2 separate regions of the Homo sapiens genome follow, and region 2 is linked to region 1. A link is a loop called in an ENCODE intact Hi-C map of the cell type or tissue named here. Cell type or tissue: natural killer cell. All regions are shown on one strand.

Region 1 (2,500 bases):
CTCGAACTCCTGACCTTATGATCCACCTGCCTTGGCCTCCCAAAGTGCTGGGATTACAGGCGTGAGCCACTGTGCCCGGCCAGCAGGCAGTTTTTCATGGTGCAGGGTCATGCGGGACCCTGTACCACATGGTGGACCCAAGTTGCCTTGTATAATCCTCACATGCCCCTGTTAAAGTAGTGCCAGCCCCACTTTGACAGGGGAGGAGACAGAGCCTCAGGGAGGTCCCACCACTGGTAAGCAGTGTGTCCTGATGTTCCCACCACCTGCCCAGTCCAGGGCTGCAGGCTGGGCTTCCTGCATACCACAGTGCCCCTACAGGGAGGACCCTGGAGGGAGTTTGGAGCCAGGCCAGACTTCCCAGAGGAACTCGTCCAGTCTGGCTGCATATGAAGGAAGGGGAAGAGACTGGTCTTTGCCCTGCCCTCTGTGTGACCTTTCAAGAGGTTATTTCCTGCTGGGGCCAGTGTGGGTGAAGTCTCAGGGCAGTGGGAGGGGCCTTTTGCATACTAATGGTTCTGGTTGTTCCCTCTGCTCTCTTCCCCCTCCGTCCCTCTGTCCCCACTGTCACTCATCCTTTAAGGTGACACTTCCTTTGGAAAGCCTCTGTAGACACCTCTTAATGCCACCCAAAAAAACACTGCCTTCCCTGGCTGTTGACACCTTCCCTTTTCCCCTGTGGGTCACCACCCCCTTGAGAATCTGAAGAGCTCCAGATTTCTCATCCACTAAGATTCACCTTCTCACACTCGCCTGTGTTTCTGTCTGGTCATTGACCTCTGGAATCTGTGCACCGAGGATAAGAACCCCTGCCCTGCTCTGTGGGCACTAGGTGCCTACTCGTTCCTCTTCCTCCTCAGTACCCAGCATGGAGTATCTGAGTACAGCATGGAGTACCACAGGGGAGCCAGTCAGTATTTGTCGACTGATAAAGTCTGCTGGAGGAGCTCTGTAGTGCCTCCCTTGAGCACTTGCAGCAAGAATAGGATCAGAGTTGACTTGGGCTGGCTCCCCACACTCCTGACAGACACATGGAGGATATCTGGGCAGGGCCGTGTGACGGGCCTGGCGAGGAGCTGCACTAGGCATGCCGTGGCCTGGCCCTTGAGGTGCCATATGGATGGTGGGGCCCAGCGTGCCTCTCTTCTGAGTGGAGCGGGCCCTCCTTTCCACCGCTGAGGGCACCTTGACAGGTGCTATCCCTTGGCACCAACCTTCGTCAGGCCTTGGGTGTCAAGCCTCACCGTTAGAATGCCTGAAGGCTGCCACACCCTTTCTCTTTGTCCCCTAAGTGCCACCACCTTTTTGTCAAAGGCGCCTTCCTTCCCCCAGTGAGTCACCAGCAGAACCTCAGTTGTTTCTGCTCCTCCCTGTCTCCCCACAGCGTTGAGGCACCTCCTTGTTCTAGTCCACCGCTGTTGACCTAGTTCCCGTCCTTATCTCCAGTCCTTATCTCTAGCCTCGCTGTTCTCCCAGCCTCCCGCTCAGCGCTTTGTTCTTGCTCTGCTCAGAAGCCTTTAGGGAACACATGAACCCACAGGAGAGCAGTGGCTCTTAGCTAATCCCAGCCTCTTGGATGGTAGTCACCACCTGTTCCTGCTGACTCTTGGTGAAGCACTGAATGGGGAATCAGATCTGTCTACACTGCACAGATCATCTGACGTCATCTCCTAATGTCTTGGTGAAGCAGGTATTACAACACTGCCCTGTCTGCTTACAGGATTGCTGAGAACATCTGATAAGGATGATGGGCATGGGAGCTTCCCATGACCTCTGCAGAGGCACACCGTTCTGGGCCTGTGCCCCGCTGGCTTTTCTGCAGCCCTTTCCTTCCTGCCCTGGCCTGATTCTCCCTGTTCTTCAGGCTCCCTAAGCTGCAGGCTTTTCTCCTTCATCATTTCCTTGTAATGGTGATATGATGTCAGTATGATTATCCTCATTTTTGTAGATGAGGAAACTGAGGCCAGACAGGTCATATAACTTGCCCAAGGTCACACAGCCAAGATGAAATGGAGCTGGGATTTCCCCGCTCCTGTGCACTCCTCTACCACAGTGCTGTGCCTGCTGTAGTTGGTGTCAGGCCTGTGGGTGCAAACTGGTACAACAAACGTCTGCCCTCTAGGAACTCTTGGTCTGGTCAGCAGATAGAGTGGATACTCGGACCAAGTCATCCTAGCAGCACATTGAGTGCAGGGGACCCAGAGTGAGGAGCTCTGCAGCCTGACGAGATCTCAGCCTGCCCAGGAGAAGCAGAGTCTCTCCCCCTTTCCCCCTGCCAGTCTCTGGGCAGTAGAGATCTGTGCAGTTTCTGGTCCCAGGCATGGTGGTGTTCAGCTCACTTCTTATCACTCCATCTTCAGGGTGAGTCAGACTCCGGGTGACTGCCCTACCCGCTAAGTGCCCTTGGAACACAGCTCCCACCACGGCAGCACCCGACAGGAAGTCCCTCCACCCCGGCATGGGGCTGCAGTGGCCCTGAGGATGGGCACAAGGTGACACT
Region 2 (2,500 bases), 89 kb before region 1:
CCCATCTTTTCTAGGTTTTCTTTATCTGGTAGCTAAGAACAGACATGTATATATTTGTTCAGTTTCTATAATAACATCCTTAGCTGCTTGTGGTTCTTTTATTATGGTAGAAATCTTGAGCCTTTTAAAATAAATGAGTTCCATAGGTCAGAGGTAAGCCTATTTTTACAATAGTCTATATATATGTATATACACTGATTTATATCAAGTGTCTTTAATGTTGTTATGTTGTTGACTGAAGATTGATGTGGTGGTAAAGCAGAAGACTGTAGTGACAAGACTGACCTGCCAGATTTGTTAGATCCTTTGAGGCTTTTGACATTTTAAGTCACTGTCCTCATAACATTCTCTGTTACAGCTGGCTTCAGACTCCTGAACGTGAATATCCTTACTTCCACTTTTTATCCTACAGATCTTTTTTAAAAAAGAAAAATCTTTGCTTGCTTATTTTCAAAATGACTGTAAACATTTAAAGGGTTAACATGGCCGAAACCTTCTTTTTGCAGTCGGTCGGGAATATTTTTAGCAGAGGGTACAAGTTTTTGTTTTTTTTTTTGTTTGTTTTTTAAGACAGAGTTTCACTCTTGTTGCCCAGGCTGGAGTGCAATGGCACGATCTTGGCTCACTGCAACCTCCGCCTCCCAGGTTGAAGTTATTCTACTGACTCAGCCTCCTGAGTAGCTGGGATTACAGGCGCCCGCCACCACGACTGGCAAATTTTTTGTATTTATAGTAGAGATGGGGTTTCACCGTGTTGGCCAGGCTGGTCTCGAACTCCTGACCTCAGGTGATCCACCTGCCTCAGCCTCCCAAAGTGCTGGGAGTACAGGCATGAGCCACCATGCCTGGCCAGGGGTACAAGTTTTTAACCTGTACGTATTTTTCTTGTCAGTCATTAAACCAGAGGGGCAGAACTATTAAAAAGAAAACTCCTAAAGCAAGGGATAATTTTCTCACGTGGTCAAGGACTGTGAGAGGTGTTACATGATTTATTTTGCTCCATTTATATGCTAGGTACAGTCACTGTTTACCTCTTCATCTACAGAGGGGTGACATAGGCAGGGACCTATTTCCTGTACATTTTAGGCTTTGCCCAGTCTTATTTGCATGACATTAAGAGTCAGGTGAGAGACAGACAGGATGTTTGGGTTTACTGCTCTCTTTGACACCCAGTCAGTGTTGCCACATCATTGCCCACAGAAATACAGTCATTGAAGAGGGGCATATCTCTGTGCTAGAATCATTGCTGTTAGGAAGATAGAAAAAGTTTGTCTTTAACTCATGGAGCTGACTTATTCTATGTCTTATTGTATGTTGTATTTTATGTATGTATGAGCAGTGATGTTTATGTCAGGATTCTCTGTTTCCTAGCCCTGACAGCATGGCTGTTTTTGTCTCTTTCTAGGCAGACTCAGTGGGATCCTCCTACTTGGGAAAGCCCAGGAGATGATGCCAGCCTTGAGCATGAAGCTGAGATGGACCTGGGAACTCCAACATATGATGAAAACCCCATGAAGGTGAGTGTGGCTTACACATGTATTTCCTGATCATTTGGGAGTCCGTCCAAGACCATCCCGCATGGTCTTGGGATTCTTTTTTCTTTATTCTGAAAAATAAGTGAGTGACTATGCATGTATCAAGGTGTAGAGATGAAGTCAGGGAGAAAGAATGGCCTTTTTACATATACACCATGGAATACTATGCAGCCATAAAAAATGATGAGTTCATGTCCTTTGTAGGGACATGGATGAAACTGGAAATCATCATTCTCAGCAAACTATCGCAAGGACAAAAAACCAAACACCGCACGTTCTCACTCATAGGTGGGAATTGAACAACGAGAACACATGGACACAGGAAGGGGAACATCACACTCTGGGGACTGTTGTGGGGTGGGGGGGAGGGGGGAGGGATAGCATTAGGAGATATACCTAATGCTAAATGACGAGTTAATGGGTGCAGTACACCAACATGGCACATGTATACATATGTAACAAACCTGCACGTTGTGCACATCTACCCTAAAACTTAAAGTATAATAATAATAAAATAAAAAAATATAAAAAATAATCCCATTACAACCCTGAATCCCTTTTCAAAAAAAAAAAAAAAAAAAAAAAAAAGAATGGCCTTTTTTAGACATTGAGAGACTCAGATGCATACTAACTACTTACTCATTTGAGGGAGATATATGGCCAAGAATTGTGATGGGTGTTCAAAACACCCATTACTATGATCGCTTCAGGGCCTCTCTTGTTCTCTTTGCCTTTTTTTTTTAAATGAGACGGAGTCTCACTCTGTTGCCCGGGCTGGAGTGCAGTGGTACAATCTCGGCTCACTGTAACCTCTGCCTCCTGGGTTCAAGCAATTCTCCTGCCTTAGCCTCCCGAGTAGCTGGGACTACAGATGTGCACTCCACGCCCGGCTAATTTTTGTATTTGTAGTAGAGACAGGGTTTCACCATGTTGGCCAGGCTGGTTTTGAACTCCTGACCACAGGT

The links. Peaks named below come from ENCODE experiments on the same cell type or tissue, not always from the same donor. Only the 100,000 strongest peaks of a DNase experiment are listed, where the experiment ranks them.
Region 2: a loop joins it to region 1, with 4 times the contacts of the local background. A loop is called at or near these places in 1 of 110 quality-filtered maps.

The regions. Positions count from the first base shown.
Region 1 is chr3:46,947,328-46,949,827 of GRCh38, reverse strand. All of the region lies in intron 1 of CCDC12 (coiled-coil domain containing 12), which reads left to right. Among named protein-coding and RNA genes, the nearest start is that of CCDC12, 28 kb to the left of the region's middle. RefSeq lists a silencer at 1,295-1,589. In natural killer cell, no CTCF peak of the experiment used is centred here; DNase peaks (open chromatin) are centred at 487, 1,357, 2,057 and 2,427; H3K4me3 peaks cover 650 bases; H3K27ac peaks cover 2,500 bases.
Region 2 is chr3:47,036,683-47,039,182 of GRCh38, reverse strand. It overlaps SETD2 (SET domain containing 2, histone lysine methyltransferase), which reads left to right. Exons shown (of 21, transcript NM_014159.7): 18 at 1,406-1,517. Among named protein-coding and RNA genes, the nearest start is that of NBEAL2, 58 kb to the right of the region's middle. In natural killer cell, no CTCF peak of the experiment used is centred here; a DNase peak (open chromatin) is centred at 1,132; H3K27ac peaks cover 999 bases.